2 separate regions of the Homo sapiens genome follow, and region 2 is linked to region 1. The links are chromatin loops, found by intact Hi-C in ENCODE. Cell type or tissue: GM12878. All regions are shown on one strand. Each heading gives the region's core, and the rest is flanking DNA. Links, peaks and the distances in the headings are about the cores only. Region 1 overlaps ROBO1 (roundabout guidance receptor 1). Region 2 overlaps ROBO1 (roundabout guidance receptor 1).

Region 1 (10,794 bases), core at 1,488-9,487:
TGGTGTTTCTATAGAAATTTTAAAGAACTTAAGAATTGCAAAAGCTTAACATCTGAAAAACATTATGTCCTGTGTGTAAACCGCTTTTGACAGTTCTTCCTGCAGTACACGAAAAATGCATCAGTGAATCTGTGGTCAATTTAATAAATGTGCCAATGTATTTAAGCAACAATCTGTATTACTGGTATTGTTTTAATTAATGAGAACTGTGATATACCAACACCAGCTATATACATAGCATTGTTACATGCATTATTTTTAACGTCGAAAACATTCTCACAAGGTGTATTTTCCTATATTTTGGATTAGAAAATTAAGGCTCTGAGAGTATCAAAACTTGCTCCAGATCATTTGGTAAGTACACTGAAGCTCATTCTACATAGATCCAAAGTAAAGCTTCTATAGAGGGCTTTCTTTGAGATAGAGAACAACAGCTTATATTTTCTTTGCTTCTCACGCCATAAACTACAAATTCACAATATTTTTAAAACGTATAGATCCCCAAACTGAATGGCTGGAAGAACAAATAGGTGCTATCCATGGACCTCCTTAAGCATATTACATTGAAGTTCCCCCTTCCAGCACACCCCATATTTAAGCCTAACCAATCTGGACATCCAACCTAATGGCCATTAGTCCATGTAACTGTCAGCAGAAAAAAAACAATGTGTATGTTTACATTTCATATTTGCATGTGTTGTCTGTAGGACTAATGTTGTAAGGTAAATATCCCACATACATTTCTATGAAGAAGAATGCCTCTTCTCTTCCCATGCAAACATGTGCTTATTATCATGAATGTTTAAAGGTTAATCAGAATATTTATAAGCTTCCCTAATAAAGATGGGGAAATGTGGCATGATCTTTTATATACATGATGCATGGAACAATACAGTGATGTCATATATCGAGGTGAGAGAAGAGTGACACCATGCATGTGAATAGGCTAAGGAATAAGAAATCATGGATTCCTTAGTAAATTGTACTCTATCCACTCAAAGAGACAAATTTACATTATTTCCAGCCAGTATTATACAGATTAAGCTCAACTGCTTTTGAAATGTTCCCATACAATATGATGCTCTTAAAGGTGACTTAAACAAAAGCCTGTTTCTAATGCAATAGGCTTTTAAAGCTTTGTGATCACCTCGATTTGTAAGATTTAAGAAGAGTAAACCTGTACCATCTGGTAGTAATTTTGTTAATGCACAACAGATTATTTTACAAGTGTACAATTTATCATATTATCAAATTCTTTGGTTTTAAGGAGATAAAAACTGAAGTGGTCAGATGTTACCAAGAGCTGTTTGGTTAAAGCAACTAACCTTTAAACAAAAGAATTGCAGAATCAGCATTTGATTGAGGAGATATTAGCCTCACCATAAAACTTAGAATTATTCTTTGAGAGACAATATTTAAATAAAAGTGATAATGTGGGCAAGATGAAGAAATAATGTTAATCTTCACCAATTGCAAGTAATGAAAAGGAAATCTCAATCCCCTGTAAAGTGATCAGATTAAAAATAATTGAAAACTAAAAGCCTTAAGAAAATTTCTTTGATTTCTGCATTTTGGACTCTGTTTTAAGGAAAGGCTATTGTTTACAATATCTTGTAAAATCAAATGCCCTTTTGAATGTACTATTTGTTTTTTTTTAAAGATTACAATTCATTTTGCTTGATGTCCACAGAAAGAAAAAAATGCCGTCCATACTATCATAAGCAATCAGAACGATTACAAGCAATTAGAAAAGTAAACTTTTTAAAAATAGGGAATTACTAAAAAGTATTGATATTTAAATATTTTTTCCAAATTAAAGATAAAATGTATAAACAATTCTTTGAGATAAATTCTAAAACTATATTTTAGAGAAATATTTCATCTGATTAATGGAACATTGAGAATTAAATAAACTATTTAGGACATCATCCATGAACCCACAAAAGATTGTGCCTTTAATTTGGCAAACTACTTTAACCTATAATTAAACAAAGTGCTCCCTGACAGTAGTAACATCCCACTAGTCCTTGGCTATTGGGAGAAATTTAATGGCCTGATCAGATATATCAAAGTGCCTGGAAACTGAAGAAACTCTAGCTGCTTGTGTAAGCATATATTTTAAGAAAAAAGTAAGAGAAGAAACAACATTTGCATGTCTGCTTTCTATGCTGGGGTGGCAACCTAATCCAAAATTCCTATTGCAGGTTTGTTATTTGACCATGTGTGTTCATTTTGTATCATTTTAATACAGCACTTCTGCTTAATATACTGTATTATTTTGAATTATGAAGTACAACTTTCTTTTTGGCTGATTACTCCAATTTCTGAGACACTTTCTGCTTTCTGGAAGGTCTATTTTGACTAATAGATCATGGATGCTAACTAGCAGCATGCAACCATATCAGGTTTCATCTCAGTGATTTTCAAGAGTTGGCGGAATTCCATGTGGAAGGCAGCATAGGCATACTTGGTGAGGCAGTCCTCTATGTCATCTAATGTTACTTTGACTGAAACTAACATGTGAGTGGAACTAACTTTTGGAAAAGTATGCAAAACTGTTTTGGGTCTGAGTGTGGTGACTCATGCCTATAATCCCAGCCCTACAGAAGACCAACCTTGGCAACATGGTGAGACCCCACCGCCACAAAAAAAAAAAAAAAATAGCTGGATATGGTTGCACATACTGTAGTCCCAGCTACTCACATGGCTGAAGTGGGATGATCACCTGAGCCCAGGAGATTGAGGCTGCAGTGAGCCATGTTCACACCACAGCACTCCAGCCTGGACGACAGAGAGATACCCTGTCTCAAACAAACAAATAAAACCAAAAGACTTGTTTTTTGGGAAATCCATTTGGGGGAAAAAAAAAAAAAAACCTCCAGAATCATCTCAGGAGATTTAAGAGAATACTAACAAACAGTTTGCAACAGTCAAAGTAGGATAGCATGTCAACATGGCATGATATCAAAACTGAGGACTTTAATTCATATATAAGTTCATTATAGTACTTAGATGAAACTTGAAAATATATAGTATATTGTTTCCCAAAAGCACCAGAGATTATTTGTTGAACTAGAAAATATTTTGTCTGGCAATCTTTGGTCTCTACTACCTTACCTCTGCATCTAAACACACTGCACCCCGACTATGGTCCTGGAGTCAGTTTACGTAAAGATATAAGCACTTTATAAGGAATTAAAATTATGTCTCAAAGGACCTGGACAAAAATGGGCATGCAGATTATACATTATAAAGCCCATAAAGGTATATATCTTACACATTGAGACTTATATATTGATGTAAACCTATACATTGATCAAAACAGGATATACTACAGTTTTACAAGTGTTTGGTTTTTTGATCCACGAAATATCTCATTCAAAAGGTTTGCTTTAATTTCTGAAGTTAAATATCTTTCACCTCTCCAAGTTATTAAATTCAGTGTAGAATGAACATGAACTGAAAATCAAGACAGGAGAACTTAAAATAACGCTTTATAATGAGGCTGTTATCAACAGTCCTCAAAATACTTTTGACTACTGTGGTTTGATTCTCATAAGGATCCTAATAAACAGGCAAAGAAGATATCATTATCTGAATATTTTCAACAATTGACCAGACTTGACCAAGGTCTGGTTGTTAGGGCAGTTTCAAAAATGTGCTTTGGACATAACAGACCTTTCCCAAGATGGTCATAGATTAAGCTTAACTTACTATTTAAATTGCTGCAATTTATTTTCTTTTTTGAATGAGATTGTGTGACAACCTCCAATATTCAGTCATTTAAGATGAATTTCTATATGTTCGTAATAACATGCAGAATGTACAAAATAATTAAATCAACATAAGGCCATCCCCATACCTAACGGATAAATAAGCAGGGAAATTTATTAAACCCTATATATTTAAAATACTATTTTCAATGCTGTTACCAAGATAGGAAATACTAAATTTAGAACACAAAACAAATGGAAAAATTATATGAAATAAATCCATGAAAACCCTTTGTTGTTGAGTTTTTTGTTAAGATATATCGTAATCAAATTTAAGTGTCATTTTAGATGGGTTGATCAGATCTAGTCTGTCAGGGGAAAAATCCCAGGAAGAACTCTTACGATGGGAGACTCCACACTAATCCATTATGTGACTCAGCGTAAACCAACGGGCTTGGCATCTATTTCTCCCTGAAAACGAAGGACCTTGCCTATTCACAATCTCTCAACTCAGCTCCATCTCTAAGATTCTATATCAGTATGTCACACTTATAGCAATGTATTTACTCACATAATTAACTTGTGTAGTATCTCCTATTTTTAAGCCAAAAAAAATCATGTTTTAGAAAAAAGAAATGGTGTGGATGATACTCTCTTCCCATTTTGTCGGAGAGTAAGATAAGAAATACGTAATTGTATGTGGAAATAAAATTAACAAAATCATATATATTCAAATTAGCAACTTTTCATTCCTGAGTACCCTAAAAGACTAAATTTCTGACTTATATTTCATTCATTTAACACTTTTTCGAACACATGAGCTTCGAACATAAGACAGACATGAGGAATACAGGTGGACTTTCATATGTTTTATGTGTATTAGATAAGTAATATATAAATCATAATTTAGAATAGATTATAAGAGAAGTACTTGGTAAAAGGAAAACAAACAGATAACAGGAAGAAGAAATCTAGTGTGGGTATTTGGGTGGGATTTTGCTGATGGCTCCTCTGAGGAAGTTGTCTTTGAGATCTGAAAAATGAGTGTGTTAGACAAAGTGGGTAGAAGAACAGAACATTACAGATAGAAAACCACATGCCAAGACTCTCATATATCGGTATACCAAGCTGTTGGCATGCAAGCTTTCAAATGCACATGTAACATATGAATAGTGAAAAGACAGAGCAAGAACCCAATGCTCACTGAAATTATCTTTTTAATTGTATTGTCATCTAAACTAATTTGTGTGCCAGAACTGAGAATGCTTTAGTTTACTGCAATCCTTTCAAAAGAGTGCTTGGACTTCACAGGTAGGTGTAAAATGCTTGGCTTTCTTTTTTCTAGTTTCAGGGTCCAAACATGATAAGTGTATGTGTAATTATTTAAATAAAATTGCAAGTGTGTGGAAAGTTTCAGGATGTTCCTTGAGAAGAGAAACCAGCCTTTCTTAACCAGTACTTTGCATCTGAATCACATAATTTCTCAATTCCCCTAAGGATAATACGTAACTAGAACTGTTCTCGATGCATGGGAAAGAAGTTGATTCATTACACATGGTGGGTACCTTTAGGGCATTAGGACAGAATTCTCCTGTGGAATAACCAGTTGATGATAGCATTGCCCAATAAAGGTACACATAGAACTTGAATCAGTTTCTTAATTTCAGTGTTAGTCTAAACACTTTACTTACTCATAATGTTCACCCAAAATACCCCTAGTGATTCTGTGGCAACTGAAAATTCTCACAGTGGTGAATCAGATATAGATAGAAGTACAGGCAGAGGAGATAGAAAGCTGGATCTTCGTTCACATACATTTATATCATCTTCTTGCTTCTTGAAGAAAATTGGAATTGTTATGGCATGAGTAGTTTTGGATTTTCCTTTTCCATCAAGATTTAGATGACTAAATATATTCAGAGTTCAAATAGGTATACTAACAACAATAATAAAGAGAACACCATTACTAATAGGTATTAAGTGTGTCACCATTTACAATGACATTTAACATGCATTTTCTCGCTGAATTCCCTCAACGACACACTGAACTAATCTAGGTATGATTAGACAATTCATTTCACAGATGGAAACAATGAAATGTATAGAGATCAAATGTCTTCCATAAGATCAGGCATTTAATAGGTGTTGAAACCTGAAATTATAATGTGGTCTTATAATGCCCAAGCCTATGCTTTGTTCTACTAATCCCCAGTGTTTCAATTATTAAATATAAAAATTAAGATAGACAGGAAAAATTATTTTTAAGTCATTTATTCAATCCAATGACTGGTACAATAAAGTTGTGTTGACTTACCATATTTAAATCCCAAATAGAAAATTTATTTTGGAAAATAAATAGAATACATAATATGCATTGACACTTTATGTAAGATGAACCCCAAAAAAATCTATTTCAGGTTTACTACTCAGGTTTCCTTTGACCTTCACACAACAGAGCTATGTATTTATTTTGCAGAAACAGAAATTTAACTTCTTAGGGAAAAGGGGCTTTATGACATCAGCTGTATTAAGTATGTTAATTTCCTCTAGGGGAGAGGAGGGGAAGAGGAAGCAAAAGACATTGAACAATGAAAGAAATTGGAAGAGCAGACGAAAGCACTAATCGAAGGAAGGGAGGAGAAGCAGATGGCGTAGGAAGGAGACATGTGGGAATTGGGAGGAAAGGAAGCAATTGGCAAGGAGTGGGCTGAATGCCAAATTTGTGAAGGATCTGAAGGGCACTGGGGATTTGGATGGGATGTGAGTCAGCTGCTTTTTACCAAAATATCACACCAACAATGGAAATCAAAGAAACCTACAAAGACACACAGGAAGCAGAAAAGGACTAGGAAAAGACCTGATGACATACTCCATTCTAATAATTTTACCTCGTCAGCATGGGAATGGGAAGCGTTAAATAGTTATTTTTGGTTTATTGGTTTTGTTTTGTTTTTTACTGCATAACTAAATTGTTCTCCTATCTTCATTATGGATTTTCAAAACTTTAACTTGCTTTTGAAAGAAATGATACAGATAAAACCCTTCTATATATTTTAGCTATTTTTTACTTACCTTATATAAATGTGATTTGTTATTCACTATCACTCATACACAAAACAATTCGTTTAAACCATCTAGGATTACAGTGACCAACTGTCCCCATTTTCCCAGACCTGAGAGATTTCCTGGGAATAGAATTCTCATTTCTAACACCAGGACCATCCTGGGCAAACCAGAATGGTTGGTTTTCCTAGGTAAGGTAAAAATCTTAAGAAAAAACTACTAAATATACTTGTTCATTATGCTAAAGCATACTGATGCTGTAAATTTTTTTTCTACCTTTTGCAAAGAAGAATGGATAAAATCTTAATTCAGCTATGCAATAAGTAGATGAAATGAAAAAAATAGTTACTGATTGGATAACAGCTTTGATGAAAATAAATATCTTACAAACAAATTCTTTCCCCATCATCTAAATTATTTTTTCAATCAAGTAAAAACAGTTGTAGACATAGAGAATATTTGTGGCATGCTACTGTAAGGACAGTAGGAAGAAGAATAAACAACTCAGCATAACTTATCTCAAGGAATAATATAAGTCATTCAAAAATGCTTAAGTCACAAAGGCTCATATCAGCTCAGAATTTGAAGCATGAAAAGATGAGTGTCTTTTAAGCTCTTCTTCTTAATAAAATGAAATAATTCGGGATAAATGATCGACAAAGGTTATCATGAAGAAAATATTTTTGAAATTTCAGAATTGAGTCTAGGCAGAGCTTAATATTTATACTGTGTTGCTAATGTGTTAGTTTTTACTGTATTTTATTATATCTATACAAAATTCCCCAGTCACTACATTAATAATATTTTACTTAACTCAATTTTTCATTTGTTATATAATATCTCATAATTGCTTACTTTTTTCAACAATAACTTTTGAAATGTGTGCAGCTAATGATATTAGAACCTGGCTAACTCACAATTTGGACTGATAACTACAAAGCATATTCAGTTGAATAACTTACTGATTTATAATATCCTTTTCAACATAAATCCTTCTTTTCCTAAGTGGCAAATGATGACAGTTAATTGTTTTCTTTAGATAACCTCTACTATCTTTTTAGGTAAGACTTCTAGTCTTCAGAATAAATAATTTTAGGTTGTCTGAGCTATAATATTTGGCCAAATTTGACCATTTCTGTGTCATCTTTTAAAAAACTACTCAATTTTTCAAATTTAAAAACCTTTGTTATGTTATAGATTTCAATACTGAACATAATATGGACTAGTTCTTGAACATGCCAAACCCCGGTTTCAAGACCACCACAACTTCCATTCTGTGAACTAATCTCTCCAAATCATTGAACATTAAAAACAGTACTTCATAATGGAAACTAAGAGATACTGTCATCCTGAGTCAAAATTTGCACTGATAGCATAGCAGAGTTGTTATATATGTTGCAGAATCTATAGGACCCTATAAAAAATGTTATGAGTCAAAAAAATGCAAGTGCCCCCTTGGTTGCCCTCTCTTCCCTAACCAGCCAATTTAGATGTAGTGACTGCATTAGCAGAATTTTTAGTATGTAACTGACAAGATTGTTGGCAGGATTAAATGGGTGAATATACATAAAGTGCTTGTAATAGGACCTGGCACACAGCAAGTGCTATAATAAGTGCTTACTATTATCATCATCATCATCATCTCCTTCTTCTTCACCTTCTTCATAAGACTAAATTGACAAGTATAAGTGTACCCTAATGTAAAGAAAATAGCTTAGGCACTGTGTTTTCAAGTGGATAAAATGAGATGATATAAAACATATAATACATAGCAAGTTCTTAATATGCAATAGCTATTGTTATTATTCTCTCTAAAAATTGACATTTATTTAAATTTAATAAAATAAAATTTAAATAAATTTAAATAATTTTTATTTAAAATTTTTCAGATTAAAAAGCAACTTATTTCTTATTTTTCTTTTTTTCTTTCTTTCTTTCTTTCTTTCTTTCTTTTTTTTTTGAAACAGGGTTTCACTCTTGTTGCCCAGGCTGGAGTGCAATGGCGCGACCTCGGCTCACTGCAACCTCTGCCTCCCAGGTTCAAGCGACTGTCCTGTCTCAGACTCCCGAGTAGCTGGGATTACAGGCATGCACCATGACGCCTGGCTAGTTTTTTTGTATTTTGAGTAGAGACGGGGTTTCTCCCTGTTGGTCAGGCTGGTCTTGAACTCTGACCTCAGGTGATCTGCCTGCCTTGGCCTCCCAAAGAGCTGGGATTACATGCATGAGCCACCGCGCCTGGCAAAAGGAACTTTTTTCAATTGACTTTCATGACACACTTATGCAGAAGAGCTAAATACAAGGCCTTAAATCCTAACTTGCAACATTCAATAAACATATCATATATACTATGAACAGATATTGAAAATATACTATTGTTTCTGTAAATATTCATTTACTAATCTAAAACAAAAGGTTTAATTACTACTTGTCAATTAGCAGATCTCATATAAATACACAAAAGTATCATTTTCTGTTAGTATAATGGTATTGATTTATGATCTTATTTTTAACATATATTAAGATAAACTATACAGTTGCTCTTGTCTCATCAGTTATCACCTAGGTACTATTAAATACCTTAATATTTTATTTCATAAGCACATTTGTTTTTATGCTTGTAATAGTCAATTAAATAAATTTTATTTATAAGCCATCCTCCATAAGAGATCAGCAATTTCATCTCTATGCCTGCAATTCCTGCAGCTACCACCAGGTTCATTTTATAGAAATCCAATACAAAGTATGAGAAATTGATGCCTGGAACTTGGTGCAATTGTCTGTGACCCAAAGAAACTGTGCTAATTTATAACAAACTTACTTTTTTGCTGAGATAAAAATATTAAAATTGTCTAAGAAAACAAACATAGAATAAGTGGCAAATTTTAAAACAAACAAACTAGGAAAATATTTGTGATGTCTACTTTAAATGTTTTAACTTTTTCCTTAATGAGGAAGGCAATTTTAGTTTTTAGATTGAACAAAATAATTATTTTTTCAATACTTGGTGTTAACTTTTTCCCAATCTTAGTATTTTCTTTTTTCCACCCTAATAAAGTATCTTGAACTTAAATGCAATATTTCTAAAAAGTAGTGAAATTTTTAAAAATCGCTCTTTGTGAGGTATTTTCAAAGACATCCAAAAGAACACTTTAGTCCTCCGATTCATCTGTATAAGAAAATTTCATTTATTAACAATGATGGATATGATTAAGTCTCAAACACATGAAGTAAATCAATTTAATCTAGCCTACCAGTTAAACTACTTTTATTTCTGACTCTAAATATAAATACTAATGTCTAGAAAAGAAAGAACACTAGAGACAAACATCATTTAAGGCCTCTTTCAAATGATTCTAAGAAATATGTGCCAAAAAAGTTCTAAAAGACTCTCCTATCATGTAAGAGAATAAGAAAATGTTATTTATATATTCCTGGTTTATAATCATCCAGGATCTAAAATTTGGCTCAGAATCCAGGTCAATGTAAGAAGAAATGAATTAAGAACTTAAAAAAAATACAGGTGCAGCTATAATTCAACTACATATTTCCCCTTTTTGTAGGGTGTGTCTTTGTTCTCACAGCTGGGAGAGGTGTACTTTAAATTTTCAACAAAGAAAGCCACCACATTAAAGAACTCTAGAAATTCCTATAACCAAAACTGTAGCAATAAGCATGCAATCTTCAATTGTCTTTCATAACGATATTATGTGCTTTAATCTTCTGTTCATCTGCACTCAGCACATTTGGCAAAGTACATTAACAACAGAGATGAAAACACTCATTTGAATACAAAGCTTAGGAAAGAAGAATCACGTACAATGACTAATAACCAACATGTTTTAAGAATTTATTTTCACTATTAAAAAAAAAACTGGAAATAATGTCATGTATTCTGTTTATGTTCTAAGTTTTTGTTTTAATTATTCAATTTCAGTTTTGCCTAAAGGAAGAAAATAAAACAAAAACAATTATGATCTACATAAGATCAGTGATTTTGAACCCAAACTGCTGATTT
Region 2 (10,794 bases), core at 1,540-9,539, 94 kb after region 1:
AGGAGTTAGAAATGTCCCAGTCCCAACAGAACTCTATTCGAAGACAGCCAAGTGTGTCTTCAAAGAGATGGTGCTCATAAAGACAGGCCATCAGTTCTCTAGAAAGCAAGATGGTAGCAAAATACATTTTCTACTGTTGATGTTTGATCTGTCCCTTAAATCCTATCATTATGAAGAGAAAGACTGGGTACATGCACCCATAGTAGGTGTCACTCTTGGCATAAGACGTTTAACAGAATCCCTACCTGACAACATACATTACCTATATGTCAGCTCTGTTTCAAATTCAAGAAACTGCAGCTTCATGTAAATCTGATTTGGTTATCAAGTGCAAAAGTGATATTCTCTCTGGGACAATCATGTCATATAAAATGTGCTGATACTGTTCAATCTCAATGCCTTAATTAAATCTGTCATATCCCAAGGATTTTCATTAAATAAAAGGAATGATGACTCCTGCTAAGATTTTGAAAGACTTGAAGTATTCACAAAGATTACTTTGCTGTGGTTACTACTGGAAGAAAACATTCTACATTCAAAACATAATGCCTACCATCTCAGATATCCAAAAATCTCTGAATCAGCATACTCATATCCCTGTTTGTAGTATGGCCACAGAGCTATAGCATATTTTACTTTCCCTGATAAATCTTAAGTCAGCTGTAATTCATTAAGGAAGTTGTTTGAGCCAAATTAAATTTTCCAGAAGCACATCATCTGACATAAAGGAACTCTGCTTCAGTAATAGATTCAGAAAAGACTAGCTAGTTTGTAAGCATTACTCCTTTAGTCTCATGTAATCCTGCAATAAATATAGAACGCACATTATATTCTACAGAATAATTAGTGTGTACTGGCACATTATTGCTTAAATGAACTTTTTGTTTATTGAACCATTACAGAATCGTCTTTCTCAAAAATGGTTTTAGCTCTGTAATTTGCTTCATTTTGAGGCCATAATATGCCATGATTTGGGACTAAAATTAATAGTTTTTGAGGAAAGGAGATTCTTTTCAGGACAGTTCAACTTCGGTGGAAAAACCTGATGTTAGAGATCAGTCAGAGAGGCATAAGCATTTGCTTAGTGTACAAGGCGAGAGATGGTTGCATAAAATACTGCCTTCACCAACAACCCTACTGAAATCAATGTAAGAGTTGAAATTGACCATGGAGGCTATTTAGAATCTATGCTTCTTGGACAGCAAAATGTTCCATTGAATTGTTTCAAGTGTTGCTATGAAGAAGAAAGTAAAGGGATAGATATGCATAGGGCAGGATCTAGTTCTCCAATCCTGGCTTCAACCACAGCAGTTTATTATAGTTATCACTTCGATATATTTGTTTCTTATACAACCTACACATTTATACATTAGGTATTGACACCCTCCAGTTGTTTTTGTATTGTGAATTGAAACATTGGGACCTCAGCTGAAGTAACTTTCTGGTAACACAACCTGACAGTTGATGTTTCAAATTTGGTAGCTGCCATCTTTACTGGACAACAATGTTTCTATAGTTGTTTTAACATATGATTTTGCATATACATACTTATACGTACTTAAATTTTATTTATATTATATAAAACAAAGAGGAAATAGGAAACTAAATGCTGACTAGTAGTTATAAACATAGTCCTCAAATATAATTATAAATCTAAAATAGACATGTAGAAAGTTAATTTTAATTTCAATTGAATATAGAATACTCAATCCATGTGTTTCAATTGGGTAGGAAAAGAATAAAAGAACTTATGTGAAATTGTGGGGAAATACTGCTAAATACTATGTTTAAACAGCAAAGTATGATTAAACTATATATTTTAGCCTTCTTGGAATGGAAGTTCTTGTCTTGTTATATGTAAATCTGTTTTTCATTTGAAAACATAAGGGATAGTCTACTTCACTACACCATAATACTTTGTTTCTAAGAATAAAAAAGCTAAAAACTTACAAATGTAGTTCAATCTCTGAAATTAATAAATAATAAATCTGAGCTTCTAAAGTTAAAGAGGCTAATCCAAGTTCATATAGCAGGTGCATGCCAGTGGTCTTTCTAATATTCCACAATCTTTATTTGTGGAATCATGTTTTTCTAGTGTATACTGCTCAGGGTTTTCCAGAGAAAAAGAATGTGTTGTGTGTGTGTGCTTGTGTTCATGTGTGTGTATCTATCTGTCTATCTGTAGAGAGATTCATTTTAAACAAATGGATCATGCTGTTGTGGGGGTTCGAAGCTCTGAAATCTGCAGGATAGGCCAGTGGGCTGGAGACGCAGAGAAGAGCTAATGTGCTAATGTGGCGGCTCATATCTGAAGACAGTCTGGAGGCAGAATGTTCTCTTCCTAAGGGAACTTCAGTCCTTTTCTCTTCAGGCCTTCAACTGATTGGATGAGGCCCACCCACAATTTGGAGGTTGATCTTCTTTACCAAAGTCTACTAATTTAAATGTTAATCTAATCTGAAAAATACTTTCATTGTAACATCTACTTTGATGTTTGATCAAATATTTGGTTCCCATGGCATAGCCGAGTAGACACATAATATTAACCATCAAATGATGCTGAAAGACTCAATTTAAGAAAAAATAAAAACAGATACTATTAACATTTTAATGTATACCACCCAAATGTTTAAAGTAAATCCAAACTCTGTTGCTAGATTCGTTTGCTTTGTATAATCAGAGAAGTTTCAGTGTGGAAAGTGGGAAGGTAGATTAGCTTATCCAGTATCTAAGAAATCTGACTGAAATATTAATTTTACTTCCTCTTCTTCTCAGCATAAACTTCATTTTCTGCAAGTTGATTTTCACTGATGTTGCATTTTTTAGTTCCATGTTACACATATTTAATCTTCCAGAATGTAGTTTTATCTTGTCTAAAGGCCAATTTTCTAACAAGCTCCAGAGAATTTCCAATAGGGCAAAAGGTGGTCAGTGGAACAGATTGCACTGCTAGAATACATTAATTTATTGCTGTAGTCTTCATTTGAAAATGTGTGTGCTTAATGACCTAGGAAAATCTTGCATGTATCCAAGCATAAGAACAATAATTTACTGGTAGGCAAGTTTCACGCTACCATACTAACCCTAAAACAAATGTTTCCATCATAGAAATGGGATAATGAAAGGTGTGTGAATTTAATTACAAAGAAATGAAAATTTTCTATTCAATCCCAAAGTACACAATCTCATAATTTTGATCATTTGGGTATGTCAGAATCATGGAATATTGTAACCATTATTGGATCTCAGAATATTTCTGATCTCTTCTCCTCATTTTTCAAGACAAGCAAACTGTTGCCCTTGACAAAGGTCAAACAGCTTGTTAGGCATAGAAGGATGTCAGAAATCTTGGTGTCTCCTGTTCTTTCCATGATTATAGGTGGCTCCCCATTTGGGAAAGCTCCTGACCTAAGAATACATCAAATCAAGTATATAAATATTACCTAATATAAATCGTGCAACCTGGCAGTTTACCAACTAGCTAACTATAGAAAAAAAACTTTCATATATTCTCATAATAAACTATTTAATGTTAGAAGCGGTGTGGAATGTTTCTCAGGGAATCATTTAGTAGATTACAGAGCACCGTTAGGCAAAGTTCAATGACATAAGAGCACAGTGGTTTGCAGCCGGGTAAGGAAAGACACTAAGAAAGATCTGAATATTCTAGTGATTTTAGTCATGTAATAAAAACATAATATTAAGCTTCCATCTCAAGTATGTAGGATAATAAATTTGTAATTACATTGTCTAATTTAATTCCCTTTAAAAAACTAGCAGTGTCTGAAACAGAGTGAGTCCTCGATAAATACTTGATGAAGTGAAAAGGGCTTTTTCCCCTTTTATCTCGGAAGAATTACAGTTATTATAACACTGTCATTTTTAAAAAGCAAGTGTAATTTTTAATATATTTGGAAAACAAAATATATTACAGATACACTTGTTAAATTTCATTGATTCTTTTTTCTGTCTTTACTAGTGGCATCATTCACAATCTAAGGGGATAGCTCAAGATTAGCTCTGTAGGCTTGGTCTGGCCTTGGTCTTGTACCTTTTTTGCTTCTAGTCCATTTTTCTGCCCTCAAGACATCTGTGTAGTAGCTAATAAGAGCTAGTCAGTGTGTTTGCATCCCCCTCCACCATGCAACATGAGGGGAGATCTGTGATAGCGTGAATATGGCTATGTCGACAGGAACTAATGATTTCCCCCTCTACTGTTTTCTCTTGAATGGGCCCTGAGATTTGTGCCTGTTTCCACTCCTGAAGAAAACCATAATGCTCCCTCTTGAGATAAGAAAAGCGTTGTAGATAAGAGTTCTAATTCTCCCTTACAAAGAGAAATACTGGTTAGAAGTTGGTTGTGTGACTTGTTTCTATGGGTAAATAAGGACCAGGCTGTATGAACATATTTCATGATGGAAATCTAGAAATATTTGTTATCATTATTGGCATGTTTAAAACTGTCCTTTTCTTAGGGCTTTAAAAACATAAAAACAGAGAAATTGGGCAGGATGAATAAACACAAACTTATGGGTGAATTTTACAGGGTTTTACTACCCAATTTATATAGCCGTAATAGGTGTGGTGTGGCTGTAAATATAAAGGTGACACAAATCCAAGTGTGGATTTGTATAATCATCATCCAATTTCTATTAAAAGTCAGAAAAACAAATCCGCCCATGATGGCTAGAGACAAAAGCTCAGTCATGCAGCCAGTCTCGTTTTTCTTTCTATGTGTCTCTTCTGCCTCTTGGTCTCTGTTAAATTGTTAAAAGGTTCACCCCTACATTTCTCAGCATCAAATTATAACAGAACAAAGGCCCACTACCATAAACAGAATATTCTCTCCTGATGTTTCTTTCATCACTGACCATATTACTTCATGACTTGAACACAGATGTATGTTGCATACTCCTGTGATGGAAGAATCCCTGGAGATTATAATCCACTGTATTAATCTGTTCTCACGCTGCTAATAGGGACAAACCCAAGACTGGTAATTTGTAAGGAAAAGAGGTTTAATTGACTCAGAGTTCAGCATGGCTGGGGAGGCCTCAGGAACCTTACAATCACGACAGAAAGGGAAGCAGACACATCCTTCTTCACATGGCGACAGGAAGGAGAAGAATGAAAACCCAGTGAAGGGGAAGCCCTTATAAAACCACCAGATCTTGTGAGAACTAACTCACTATCATGAGAGCAGGATTGGGGAAACCGTTTCCATAATTAAATGACCTTCCACTGGCTCCCTCCCACGACATGTGGGGATTATTATGACTCATTATGTTAATCTGTGAATTAGTAGAGGCAACAGGAAAAGAAATTCTCATGAATTTCTAGCAGAAAGTTTCCAGCATATAAATCTAGAAATAGATTTAGAACACGGCTTGGATAATTACTGATGAACTACCACTCCACAGCTTCTACTTTGGTAACTCTGTTTTGTTGTTTTTTGTGTTTTTTGTTTGTTTGTTTGTTTTGTTTTTGTTTTTGTTTTTGAGATGGAGTCTCGCTCTGTCACCCAGGCTGGAGTGCAATGGCAGGGTCCCGGCTCACTGCAACCTCTGCCTCCCGTGTTCAAGTGATTCTCCTGCCTTAGCCTCCTGAGTAGCTGGGATTATATGCTCCCACCACCACGCCTGGCTAATTTTTCTATTTTTAGTAGAGACGGGGTTTCACCATGTTGGCCAGGCTGGTCTCGAACTCCTGACCTCGTGATCCACCCGCCTCAGCCTCCCAAAGTGCTGGGATTACAGGGATGAGCCACCATGCCCGGCCGGTAACCCTGGGTTTTAAAGCCATATTCAGTGTTTCCCAGACAAATGGGAAACTCTGATATAAACAATAATAATTACTTGTAAAGGTTTGGTGACACAAATACCAAAGTTGACCTGCCTAAAAAATGAAATTACAAGTTCTTCCATAAATACATAAATATATAAGTGGAAAAAAATCCTGCAAATAGTAGTTTATGTTTTTATTTGGTACTTATTTTGATTGTAAACTGCATGTCAGAGATATTAAATGAATTCATCTCCATTATACTCTCTGTGTCTCCTACTGCATTTGTTAACTAATAAAATACACAGCACAGATGTTCAGTTGTGCACAGTACAGAGGAGATAGCAGATTATCCTACCTATCAGAAAATGACATGAGATAGTTTATATGTGACTAATTCACCACTCAAAACCATTCACTAAAAGTGTGTGGTATTGTATTTGTCTGTTATCTCACTGCTCATAAAGATGTACCCAAGACTGTGTAATTTATAAAGGAAAGAGTTTTAATTGACTCACAGTTTCACAAGGCTGGGGAGGCCTCACAATCATGGTGGAAAGCAAAGGATGAGCAAAGTCACATCTTATGTGGTGACAGGCAAGAGAGGGTGTACAGGGAACTCCCCTTTATAAAACCATCAGATTTTGTGAAATGTATTCACTATCACAAGAACAGCACAGGAAAGACCCGTCCCCATGATTCAATTATCTCCCACTGGGTCCCTCCCACAAAACATGGGAATTATGGGAGCTACAATTCAATATGAGATTCAGGTTAGGACACAGCCAAACCATATCAGGTATGAGGAAATGATAAATGAAACAACTTTGGTAAATATTGTAACTGTTAACACTTAGTAATGCACACATGGGGGTTAATTTTATTATTTTTTTCTACCTGTGAAGCTGTTTTAAATTTTCAAAACAAAAAAGAGTCACCCAAAGATCCTCATCCATCTTTCTATTCATTTGAAAGAGATTCATTTTCTCCATTCAGTAACTCATAGATGATAATTCAATGTTACACACATCTTAAATTGCTGGTTCTTTTCTCAACCTTTCTCCACAGTCTCTTTCCTTTCTAAACTCAAAATATTTTCCTTGATTCATCTTTTGCTCTTTGTGTAAACATAGATATTTATGCAGGTGTATATGCCTCCGCCTTTAAAGCAGATCTCAGCCTAAATTACTGGGCCACAGAGACCTTGGTGTATCTTACTCCTTTTCCTTTACTCAGAAGAGGGGTAACGTCATGAGCTACTTGACATCTGCCTCTCACTAACAAACAGTGATGCTTGAGGATAACAAACTCTGTCACTCACCTATTCAACTAACATTGTAGAGCATGAATTAAGTGCTAACTTTGTGCTAACAGCCAGAGACACAAAGACAAATAGGATGTGATCTCTGTTTTGCCACACAAAACTGAGTAGTAGGTTAATATCAGGAGTGTTGCTTTAGTATTCTTGAAGCAGCGAAGAGTGATATCTAACGAGGTTAGGCAGGAAACTAGGTGAACTAGGTTGGTAGAAAAAACTAGGCTAGGTAGGAAGAACACCTTAGAGGTACTTCTTGAGGATAACAGTGAAAAGTCCAAAAGGAAATACAAAGGTGAGAGGAGGCACTCTTGGTATAGAGCACAACCCAAGTAGAAGCACAGAGCAGAGAAACAAGGTGCTGTATTCAGCAAACCATTAACAGTTTAGTTTTAATATACAATAAGCTAGAAAGTATAGGATGACTAGAGAGGAGGCCATTGATCTGGCAGGAGCACGATAACGGAGGGCCTCACATCGCATGCTAAGGATCTTGGACTTTATCCTGTAGGTAATTAGAAGCCAAATGTTTAAACAAGTAAATGATGTGGTCAGATTTCCATTCTAGATAGATCACGGTGGCCACTCTCTGCAGGATTGATTTCAAAGGGATATCAGTGAAGGCACTGTTAGAATAGTCCACATGAGAGATCATAAGGGCTCAATGCACGGCAATGAAAAATAAGGATGAAAAAAAAGGTTAGAAATCATTCATAAAACTAGTTCATAAAGTAAGCCGTGTTTCACAGTTAATTAGAGGTGGGGAATAGGACAGAAGTGCAGTCAGGGAAAAGTCAAGGATTATTTCGTTTTTAGCTTAGTGGGCCAGATACGTGGTTGCACTCACAACAGATATAAAAAATACTGAAGAAAAAGAGATTTAATCTTTTTAAAATTAATTGTATGAAACCAATCTTAATTGTATAAAACAAATAACAATGAAAGATATTTAATTATACAAAACAATGAAAATATATTTAATTGTACTAAAATAATTAGGATATATCAAACTTTCAAAAAGTCCCAATAAAGAGGAGAGAAATGGGGGCAGAGAGAAAGAAGGGGGACAGGGAAAAAGAGAATCCAGGATATTTTCTTAGGATTGTTGTGTGGAATCAATGAAGTAACACATAAAGTACTTAGTTCTGAGCCTGGCCTTCAATTAATGTTCCATACATTTACCTATGATTTAGGTGCTTATGGTAAATAAAGGTGGAAATGACCAATAAGCAGTAGGCAGTTAGGTACAAAAATTCTGAGACTACACAGAAAGAACTGAGGGGTGAGGGAAGAGAACTCAGCATGATATTTGGCATTCTGATCCTGAACAAGTCAAACCAGGAGGAATATTCAGAGTAAAAGCACCAACAAGAAATAATAAAACAATAACAAAACAATGGGCTACATTCAGACTTTTGGCAAACACCAGTTCTGGGATAAGCAGAGAGAAGGGGATGGGAAGCTTATTTAAGAGAATAAAATCTCACAGAATCTGACAAAGTAATATTATGAAAGTTCAAAATAAAGTACGGAGATCCAGTAAGGTAGGAAATGGAAAATTATCGCTTATGTACTACAAAGAGAAGGACAACAGTGAATGAATTAGGAAGAGATACAATGAAGTGGTGTTGACCGAAACAAGATTAAAGCAGTTTTTATAGATAATGGAAGGCTAATATCTAAAATAAGTAGGATATACTAAACTTTCAAAAAGTCCTAATAAAGAGGAGAGAAAGAAGGGGCACAGGGAGAAAGAGAATCTGGGAATAAATTTTGTTCTTGAGGAAGTTATTTTGGTGGGAACGGCTTAGGTGTATTTACTAGAAGAAAGTTAACAGGAAGTGAGAGTTTGAATGGACAGAAGGAAAGAATAACTTGATGGTGCGGGGGTCAGAGGAAGTAAATACAAATATTAGAGCAGGCAACTAGATGTAGGAAAAGACAGCAATAAAGTGAGCTTTTCATATTTGATTATTAGAAATACATCTCCAGCACTTCCATATTAACATCAAAACCACAAATATGTATTCATTTCATCATCAGGGTGCATATGCTATATAATGATCAGAACTATTATTAACATGGAGACAAGCTAATTTCTTTGAAAAATATAAACCAAGTTTAAAAGACAAATATTGCTAAATCTACTGACAATCTTCTTTATCCGGCCTTGAGTTACTAGGCACTGTCTAACCAAGCTGACCTGAGGGGTTGACCTGGTTTTCAACTGAAGTAGCCAAATTCTTGACTTCATTTTTTTAAAGCAGGTCTAAAAATTTTTACTTAAAGGATTATATTTCCATAATACTACAATCGTGTTGCACTAAACAGTTGGTACAGAAATTTCTTTCTTCCATACTGATTATAGACATAAGTATTTTTCTACAATGTAAACTTTTGCTTATATAATGACATGAAATTAAAAAGTGTAGAGTCCAACTTGAGTCCACAACTACACCTTTAATAACAATACATTTAAATTTGTTTTACTAGTGGGATTTTTCCATTTTCGACGGACTTTCATAACAGAGGGAAGCCAAGAGATGAATCAATGTCCATTCTATATTAAACAGATGTTTTTGTCATCTAGTTTTTTCATTACTCACAGAACAGGAGGCTCCATCACAATCACTCCCTCAAGCCCCACACGTCAAGAAACTAAAATATTTTTTCTTCTGTGAGTAATGTCATTACAAATTATGTATTTAATAATATTCTCCAAATGTTGTCTTATTTTGCTTTCTAGATGGAACAAAGGGCAATCAGTAGAAAAGTAAATTATCCCAAGAAAACACCAAGATAAGCATTTGCTAGTAAAGACACAGAAAAGCACTCAGAGATGAAATTTATAACTTGGCAGACAAGACACCTGAACATTACATTTTTAAAAGACAGTGATTCAGTGCCACAGGTTTATAAGCAACATTATTAATGTCTCCAAATGAAAATAAGTAAGACATTGCTATGACACAGTAGCCTATATTCTTCACATTACAATGTTGTCTGCTAAATTTCCTATAGGGAGTGCTTAAGATTGCATTACAAAATAGTAATTTCTAGGTAAAAATCCTACTGGGAAAGCATATATCCATAGTTTTAAGCAGACAATTTGTCTAAAAAATGATCAATCTATGAATTATAAATTCTTACATTTAATTGACTGAAAAATGCATAACTCACTGTATTTTCTAACTGCTATATTCATCTTCTACATCTCAATGTAGTAAGACCGCCAAATTGAACATTTTACAGCCATAGTCATATATTTAGGGTTTCAACTAAAATTATTCCTATCTTAGAAAAGCAAAAGTCTAATTAATGGTACTGTTAGGGCTGACATTGTCCATATCATCTTAATACTTTCCTTAAGCACTTAAATGAAAAATTTAAATTACTTCACTTATTTTGTCATGGAATTGAATTATTCCAACTGGGTTACACCAAATGTATAGTACACAAATTAGTGATGTGGGATTTTAGTAAAATCAAATGATAAAATACATGATTGGACAATGCTGCCTAAATCAATTGATGTCTCTTACTCTGTCAAAGATTGACAGAATATGCCTAATGGTAAAATTTGTAAATCAATACTTAGAAATGCCTTAATTTTCATATTCCAGTTATAAGAAAGAAACTTAGCTTTTTTTCAAAGCTTTCTACAAATCTTTTTATGAATCTTACCATTTAAAAATTTC

The links. Peaks named below come from ENCODE experiments on the same cell type or tissue, not always from the same donor. Only the 100,000 strongest peaks of a DNase experiment are listed, where the experiment ranks them.
Region 2: it touches region 1 in a loop (5-fold over the local background); 1 of 110 quality-filtered maps calls a loop at or near these places.

Annotation. Positions count from the first base shown.
Region 1 is chr3:78,731,753-78,742,546 of GRCh38, forward strand. The region is part of intron 5 of ROBO1 (roundabout guidance receptor 1); the gene reads right to left. Among named protein-coding and RNA genes, the nearest start is that of LINC02077, 690 kb to the left of the region's middle. In GM12878, for the core only: no CTCF peak of the experiment used is centred there; a DNase peak (open chromatin) is centred at 5,309; H3K27ac peaks cover 665 bases.
Region 2 is chr3:78,825,433-78,836,226 of GRCh38, forward strand. All of the region lies in intron 4 of ROBO1 (roundabout guidance receptor 1), which reads right to left. Among named protein-coding and RNA genes, the nearest start is that of MIR3923, 680 kb to the right of the region's middle. In GM12878, for the core only: no CTCF peak of the experiment used is centred there; no DNase peak of the experiment used is centred there.